2 separate regions of the Homo sapiens genome follow, and region 2 is linked to region 1. A link is an interaction called in ENCODE POLR2A ChIA-PET data of the cell type or tissue named here. Cell type or tissue: A673. All regions are shown on one strand. Each heading gives the region's core, and the rest is flanking DNA. Links, peaks and the distances in the headings are about the cores only. Region 1 holds the start of MIR4425 (microRNA 4425). Region 2 has its middle 80 kb from the start of LINC02793.

Region 1 (4,382 bases), core at 170-4,169:
GGCTGGTCTGTGGTCAGATAAGCTGCTCCCCACCCACCCTGGCATGGCCACTGGGAAGCACGCTGTGGTCCACTGATGGCCTCTGCTGCCAGGATCCAGGTCTGAGGCCACAGCTGTCTGCATCAATGGCAGTGCTCGAGGCACTCACTGGACATCTCTAGATGGCGGCTGCTGTTCCTTCAATGGGGGCAGCCCAGCCTCACTTTGAAGTCCATCACTCAAGGGACCCCAGCTCCTCCAAGACCCTGGACCCCCAAGACTCTCTGTGCCCACCTCTTCCCAGAACCTCTCTCTGGCCCTGGTGATCTTTCGACTCCCAAGGATGGAGCTGAGTGGTCCTTTCTTACGGGACTTCAGGGTAGCAGAGAGTGGCAGCAGGACAGGGGACCTTCCTCCCTGCTCCCATAATGCTCCAAGGCCATCACAAATAGCCCGGGATCTCCAATAGCCCGTGGCACAGCTGCCCTGGGAGAGTAGGCTACTCTGAGACCGCCTGTCTCCCCCAAACCCTCATCAGGCAGCAGTTTCAAGGCCTGTGTTCTCCAGGGGGCATCAAAGGGATTTCTGTATAATGACAGAGAAGCTTCTGGAAAATTTTCATGGCCATTGGTGCTCCAGGCTTCTCCCAGCCTCTGGCCACCTTGGTGGTACTTATTCAGTCCACAAACCTTGGGGACCTACTGTGTGCCAGAGACTGTGCTTGCCGTGGGGATGGGGCAATGGGAGGCCAGACCCATCTCTACCCTGGGGACACTCACAGTCTGGGTGAGGACACAGGCGGAAACAGTGATTTAGCTGCCGTGGTAGTGAGTACACAGAGACTCGCTGTGCGTCACCAGGGTACCTGACAGAGACAATCCTGGAAAGTTCCTGGAGGAAGTGACCTTCCAGCCCATCTCTGAGCCTTGGGGAGGATATAGTCAGGCAATTGGGGAAGGGTCAGTGCTTCAGGCAGGGGAAGAGCATGTGCAAAGCCTCTGAACAGAAGGGGCATGCCCTTTATAGCCTTGAGTCCAAATCCTTATTAGTTACGTTTGCCAGGGACAGGTTGGCACAGTGGCTAAAGGCTGGGGCTCTGGCATCACATGGCCTAGGTTTGAATCTCACTTTGCTGCTTACTAACTATGAGACAATGTATAAATTACTTGACCCCCTCCCCATCCTTCAGTTTCTTCATCTGTAAAATGGGAATATTACTTTACACGAATGGTCCTGCTGAATCCCAACAACACTTCGCAAAGCTGTTGGGATTCAATGGGACCATTCATGTAAAGCACTTAGCACACAATAAATGCTCAATAAATCTTACCACGAATCTCACCTACTGAGCATCTGTGTGTGTTCCGCAGTTTATCTTCACACAGATCTGTGAAGCTTGGACCCACTGCTCCATTTCATAGATAAGAAGACTGAGGGTTAGAGGACTGAATAAGGTGGAGATCGACTGAGGTTTTGGAGGAATCAGGGAGGCTTCTTGGAGGAGGTGGTGGCTGAGCTGGGTGTTGAGAATGGCCACCCCTGCCCCACCCACCAGTCAGGAAGGCTCACTCTAAGCAGAGTATTTCAGCTTCAGGGGCTCCACTGGTCCCGGGCTCCCTGGGTCTGGGGATGGAACAAAAGGGCTGCCCTGGGCACTCCCAAGGCCTCCCAGGAGTCTCAGCAGGGAAGGCCCCATCGGGCCAGGTTCTCAGGCTACAGAGCCTCCAGCGAGCATCAAACAACAAAAAGGCTTTTCTCACTCTGGATGAGTCACCAGAGCGAGCAGACGCCCCGTCCCTGTGCTGAAGAAGATGAAACCACACATCTGAAGAAGTTTCCCACGCCACCACTTGCTTTAAATAGCTGCAGAGAGAAGTGGAGGAGGGAGGGAAGGGGAGAGGGGGTAGGGAAGCAGGGCTGTCCGCACCAGGACCTGGCTGGGGTCTCCCCCATACCCCAGGACCCTGACACGCACCCCTTGAAGCAGGTTGTTGATGAGAACTCAGGCCCCATGGGTGCCAGGGGAGCCCAGCAGAGGCCCAGAGCCCACGGTGGGCCAGGGCACAGCAGACAGATAGGCAGACAGCAGGAGACACATCCAGCTGGGCCGTGGGGTGCACACCCCTGTGTCAGGGTGCAGGCCCAGGAAGGGGGAAGTTGACCTCACTGTGCACCCCGGTGCAGCCTCTAGGCCCCCAGCCAAGCTTCCTCGCAGGTCACCTGACACCCCTGAGTGCTCTGGCTGTGCCCCCCTGCCTGGCTAGGTTCGTGACTGAGCCCTGGGCGGCATTTCCGGAGGCAGGCCGGGAGCTGGGGCTGCTTACGCACTTGCTGTCCCCCCCCGCCTCCAGCAGGGCCGGGTGAGAAGAGAGCCCCCCATCCCCCCCTTCCCGTAAATGAGCTCACCCCCACCCCAGGGCCTCACAGGGATTCTAAGAAGTGGAAGCCAGGCACCTGCTCCTCGCCCACAGCAGGGGGTGGGGGTGGGGTAGGAGGGGGAGGGGCAAGGGAGAGGCCAGGGGTCCTCATAACCCCTCAGCTCAGCCCTCAGGCCTAGGCCAGGGTTCAGGGGCGGCCCCAGGGGTTGGTAAATATTCTTTCCCTTAGGTGTGGAAGAATGCCCTCTCTGTTGTCCATGCGAGAGCAGTGCAGTTCAGGATGCCTCCATGGCCCGGGCCCATTTTTCAGAAGGCAAACTAAGGGAATCCCAGAGATGCCTTGGAGGCCAGTCTGGTTCCCTCCCACGCTGGGAGTAAGATCACCTCCTGGATGTTCGGGCAGCCCTTGGTGACCATCAGTGGCTCACTAAATATCTGCCTTTGGAGACCCTCTAAGCCAAGGCCCAGAGAGGGCAGTGATTTGTCCAAGGTCACACAGCAGGCCGGGGGAGGTCCAGGCATACCTCTAGGTGAGTCCATACCCTGCCCAACCCACCAGTACTGCCAGCAAACATTCATTTGGCATCTACTGGATCCTTTGCAGGGACATGGGATTAAATAAGACAGCATCCCACCGACGGGGTCCAAAAAATAATCATGAGCAGTCGCCAGAACCTGGGCCAGGGGATCTCAGTGCTGCCTTCTCATCCAGGTCTCGAGGCTTTGAAAAAATACAGATTCCAGGGCTCCAGCCCTGAGATTAGGATTCAGCAGACTGGGAAGGAGCCCAGGAACCTGCATTTTATAAAGTTCCTCTAGTTGATCTGATGGATTGAGAAGCTTGGAACAGACTGTAAGCAAATTGAGGGCAGGGGCTGCCCCGAAGGAGGGGAGGGGTTTTCCAAGGGCTTCCAGTGAGAGACACACACCCCAGCCTTCCCCTCCCACACCAACCTCTGCCTGTACACAGGGCCCAGCCCAAAGAGGCTTCCAGGAACGAGGCACTGACAAGAATAGTTCCAAGAGGCTGAATGACGGCCCCCGCCTCTCTCTGCTCTCCCCACTCCCGAGTTCACATGCAGGACAGGGTGGCCATGCTCCAGGCAGCCAACGAGGTGGGCGATCCCACTGTGGACGGCTCTGCCTGGTGTTAGGGCCCTGGCCTGTGCCCTCCGTCCCCCGTCTGCACCCTCCCTGAGGTCCCTGCGGCCCAGGCTGGGTGGCTCCAGGCCTCCGTAGGCTGTAGGTCCTGGGGTGAGGGGGAGTCTCTTGTCTGTCCAGAGAGTATGAGGCTGGGAAAGGCGGGGGTGCTAGGACCTGCAGCTAAGGTGTGTGCGGGCTCGCTTCCTGGTACTCGAGGAGTTTGGTGCTCCCGGGCCTGGTAGCGTGGGAAGCAACATGGAGGCCCTGGGCTGGGCTGTCCCTGTGTGCCTGGCAGAGCATCCAGCCAGGACCAGGCTCAGTGAGGACTCATGGACCGACTGATCTGGGGATGTGGGTGGCAGAAGCTGCCCCCTCCCTGTCTCTAACGCAGTGCCCAGCTCGGCCACCTCACGAGGCCACTGTCCTCTCAGACTCCATGTCTGCTTCTGTGCAATGGGCAGCAGGGGTGGGAAGAGAAAGGCTTGTCCAGGGCCACAGTGGGGCTAGAGGGAGCAGCCAGGCCCCTCAGCAGGCCTGCTCCTAGCGCCAGGGGCCACATCCCCACAGCCTCCGCTTTTGCAGAGGGCAGGGGAGACAGAAGTCACCGAGAGGAAGTAGAGAGCCCTCCCCAGACCCATCTGAGTGGGGCTGCCAATCGCCGGCTCTGGAGCTTCGAGCAGGGCATGGTGCCACGCCTCTCAGAACCCCATTTTCTCATCTGTGCAGCAGAGACCCCCCGACTCCAGAGGGCTGCTTTGAGGGTTAAATGAGCAAAATCTCGTGAATGTGTGAGGAATAGTCATTATTTCGATAGGCGTGATTGACATTTTTCTCACTAGAGTGTGAGTTCCAGGGGCAGGGGTTGTGCCTGACATTGGTAGG
Region 2 (4,382 bases), core at 215-4,214, 99 kb before region 1:
ACTGAGTCATTCAGGCTGGAGTGCAGTGGTGCCATCTTGGCTTACTGCAACCTCTGACTCCTGGGTTCAAGCCATTCTCCTGCTCAGCCTTACGAGTAGCTGGGATTACAGGTGTGCGCCACCACGCCCGGCTAATTTTTGTATTTTTAGTAGAGATGGGGTTTCACCATGTTGGCCAAGCTGGTCTTGAACTCCTGACCTCAGGTGATCCACACTTTGGCCTCCCAAAGTGCTGGGATTACAGGCGTGCTACTGCACCTGGCCTTACATTTTTTTTTTTTTAGATGAAAGACGAGGTCCGCTAAGGCAGGAATGCCTAGTGTCCATGAAAGTCATAATGCAGCCCTAGGTACAAGCTGCTGTGCCCCTTAGACCATCTGATCCAGCTGATCTGAAAGTGTCAGAGGTGTCGCTGCTAGATCGGCACACCATGCAGAGCATCTTGTGAGATCCACGGGGAGGGTCAGAGCACAGATCCCTGGAGTTCTGTATCAAGGCCAGGCCTCTCTGGCAGAGAGGACTCTCCATTGCAAAAGCAGCTCCTGGCATGACACCGAACAATGGTAGATATGGAGTACTTCACTGTGGAATGCAGGTGACCATGTGGCAGAGCTGCCTGTCTGTTGTGAGCTGTGTATTGTCAGAGCTTCCAAATAAAAATGCTAGTTATAATGCTTCGAGTTATATGATGGAAATGGTTTATTTGGGGTTGGGTCCAAGCAGGTTCAGCAGGCACAAATAAATTATATGAACAGATAGCAGGGCAGAACCCATATAACTACCTTTTCCAAACTGACACTTCTCTATTTTTTTTTCAATAGAGATGGGTCTCACTATGGTTTTTTTTTTTTGTTGTTGTTGTTGTTGTTTGTTTTGTTTTTCTGAGACAGAGTCTTGCTCTTCACCCAGGCTGGAGTGCAGTGGCATGATCTCGGGTCACCGCAACCTCCATCTCCCGGGTTCAAGCAATTATCCTGCCTCAGCCTCCCGAGTAGCTGGGATTACAGGCATGCACTACCATGCTAATTTTTGTATTTTTAGTTGAGACAGGGTTTTGCCATGTTGGCCAGGCTGGTCTCAAACTCCTGACCTCAGGTGATCCGCCTGCCTAAGCCTCCCAAAGTGCTGGGATTACAGGTGTGAGCCACTGCGCCCGGCCAGGGTCTATGTTCAAACTCCTGGGCTCAAACTCCCGGGCTCAAGAGATCCTCCCACCTCAGTCTCCTGAGTAGCTGGGACCACAGGTGTTTGCCACCACGCCCAGCTAATTTTTATTATTATTATTTTTTGTAGAGACCAGGTATTGTTATGTTGCCCAGGCTGGTCTTGAACTTCTGGCTCAAGCAATCCTCCTGCCTTGGCCTCCCAAAGTGCTGGGATTACGGACATGAGCCACTGCACCTGGCCAAACTGATAGCTCTGACTCAGCTCACAAGTATGGCCTCAGAGGGTTCTTTAGGATCAACTGAAGAAAAGAACTCGGCTGGTTCACAGGTAGGTTGGAGCCATATATAGCACTGGCAAAACATGGACAGTTACCACCCCCTGGGGTGACCCTGGAAGACAATGGTGAAGAGAAATCCTCCTAGAAGAACACAGCAGTGGTAACTATACTCCACGGTCCCCACTGCACAGAGAGAAAAGCGACTCCCTACGTGGGAACGCATGACTCCTCGGCGTGGCTAATGGCTTGGCTCTGCTTTCTGGGGAAATCCGAGCTAGGACCTCAGGCTTACTCTCTTTCAGGCACTCATTAAATCCTTACGCAATTTTATCAGGTGGGTATTTTTGTAATCCACACTTGATAGATAAGGAAACTGAGATACAGAAGGGTTTGATAAAAGTTGCTCAAAGTCTCACAGTTAATAAGTGGCACTCTGGCCGGGTGTGGTGGCTCACGCCTGTAATCCCAGCACTTTGGGAGGCCGAGGTGGGCGGATCACGAGGTCAGGAGTTCGAGACCAGCCTGGCCAACATAGTGAAACCCTGTCTCTACTAAAAGTACAAACAATTAGCCAGGCGTGGTGGCAGGCACCTGTGATCCCAGCTAGTCGGGAGGCTGAGGCAGGAGAATCGCTTGAACCCGGGAGGCAGAGGTTGCAGTGAGCTGAGATCACGCCATTGTACCACTCCAGCCTGGGTGACAGTGTGAGACTCCGTCTCAAAAAAAAAAAAAAAATTGCTGGGTGTGGTGGCATGCCTGTAATCCCAGCTGCTTGGGAGACTGAGGCAGGAGAATTGCTAGAACCTGGGAGGCGGAGGTTGCAGTGAGCCGAGATCACACCACTGCACTCCAGCCTGGGAAACAGCAAGACTCCTCAAAATAAATAAATAAATAAATAAAAATAAAGTGGCACTCTGAGGTTCAAACTCAGGCAGTCCAGCTTTCCACTAATTTTCATGGTAGGGTAGAATGACTAGTACCATGCTGGAAGTTGAGACATCTCTGGGTTCGAATCCCAGTGACGACAACAATATCTTGGAGGGGTCTTGGGACAAGTTTCGTCTGTACTGTAGGGCCGTTTCCTCTTATAAAATGCTCAAACTCTATTATCACAAATGCTTCTAAGTTACTTGATTCTTCTGGGCATTCCAGGGGTTCAGGGTGGGTGAGGTACAGGGTGGTACACATATGAATAAGCCATAGTTCCCCACTAACACTGCAGCCCTCTCCGCAAGCGACAGCCATAAAGGCTGCATTCTTCACCTACCTGAGCAATTATGGGTTTGGAGGTTTTTAAATAATGATTCCAGCATGTGCTTTGTATAAATAAAGGTTGGGGCAGGGGGAGATGAGGGGAATGTGGGCCTGGCTCGTTTGCGCAGCTAAAAATAGAAACGTGAAAGTCCTATAATGATGAGGCAGAAACTTAAAACAAATTTCTTGGAAAATTTCATCCCCACCCCACATTGCCCAGGTATTTCCCCCTTTTCGCCTTGTGCAGAAGGAGGAGGGGAAATTGGGGTGAGGCGTGGGTATCACGACACACACTTCCTTCCTGGTGCTGAGAAGGAGGGGCTGAGGAGACCAAACTGGGAACAGAACGTCTGTTCAGGAGCCTGATGCAGGCTGACACGGGCCTTTGAGCTCCCTGAGTGGCATTTACAGCCACAGATATGGAAAAGAAAATAAATCTCCCAGACTTGGCATCTTGCTTTAATTAATACCATAATCAAGTTTCTGGCCTTGTGGAATGGAAGGATTTCAACACTCAAGGCCCCTCTGGCAGCCCAGCAAGAAGTGGGCCCCCTGGCCAGGCAGCCCCCAGGGCAATGGGCTGGCCAGGCAGGGCCAGGAGATCAGGGAGGGTGTGCTCAGGGATCCTGGACAGAACCGCGAGATGGGCTCCAGGTGTGAGGCAGGGGGCTCAGGAGGGAAGAAGGAGGGAAGAGGGAAGCCTCTATGGAAGGTCCTAATCCCTTGTGTTTATTGTGCATTTATTATGTCCTGAGCTTTCACCTTTATTTTTCCATTCAATCCCTACAGAAGAATTGGAGTTGTACTCCTCATTTTCCAGATCAGGAAACAGACCCAGAGAAATGGTGTGATTTGCCCAGAATCACACAGCTAGAAGGTGGTGGAGCTGGGATCTGAACCTAGGCTCTGTGAGTCGAGAGAGGCAGAGGATGGTGAACCAGCTCACTGAAGGATGGAGGACTGGTGCCTTCCATGTCTCCCCATGGCCTGGGTGGGAGGTAGGGAGGGCGTCCCTCTCAATCAGGATCACCCACTGTCTCTGTTTTAGCTGACAGAAGTCTTCCAAGGAGGGGCTGGGTGTGGTGGCTCACGCCTGTAATCCCAGCACTTTGGGAGGCTGAGGCGGGTAGATCACTTGAGGTCAGGAGTTCAAGACCAGTATGGCCAACATGGTGAAACCCTGCATCTACTAAAAATACAAAAATTAGCTGGGTGTGATGGTGGGCGCCTATAATCCTAGCTACTGGGGAGGCTGAGGCAGGAGAATCCCTTAGAACCCAGGAGGTGGAGGTTGCAGTGAGCTGAGATTGCACCACTGCACTCCAGTCTGAGCTACAGAGCAAGGCTCTGTATAAAAAAAAAAAAAAAAAAGAAGTCTTCCAAGGAGGATTTGGGGGTTGAGAGGCGATGGCCATATTTAAAAAGTGGCCTCAAAAGGAGAGAAGTGGTAGGTGCTGAGGAAGGTGGAGGAATGAGTGTGTGGAGCCCAGGTTGGTTCTCCAGCAAGTTCCCAGCCCTCCTAGGGGCTAGACGGAATGGATACCCAGGCTGCCTCCAATACACAGTCTCCACAGCACCACGAACCAAGAGCACAAAGAAGGAACCACAGTCCTGGCTGGCTGGGCCTCTGGTCCCCTGGGTGCTGAGCCAGGGTTGGGGCCAGGGCCTGATTTCTGCCATTCCC

The links. Peaks named below come from ENCODE experiments on the same cell type or tissue, not always from the same donor. Only the 100,000 strongest peaks of a DNase experiment are listed, where the experiment ranks them.
Region 2: POLR2A ChIA-PET joins it to region 1 with 12 read pairs; 2 of 35 experiments call an interaction of 5 or more read pairs at or near these places.

The regions. Positions count from the first base shown.
Region 1 is chr1:25,020,398-25,024,779 of GRCh38, reverse strand. It overlaps MIR4425 (microRNA 4425), which reads right to left and starts at 1,277; the gene lies at 1,194-1,277. RefSeq lists enhancers at 1,650-2,179, 1,079-2,641, 3,520-3,629, 3,120-3,646, 3,647-4,175. In A673, for the core only: no CTCF peak of the experiment used is centred there; DNase peaks (open chromatin) are centred at 1,769 and 2,279; H3K27ac peaks cover 3,032 bases.
Region 2 is chr1:25,119,092-25,123,473 of GRCh38, reverse strand. No RefSeq gene overlaps it. Among named protein-coding and RNA genes, the nearest start is that of LINC02793, 80 kb to the right of the region's middle. In A673, for the core only: no CTCF peak of the experiment used is centred there; no DNase peak of the experiment used is centred there.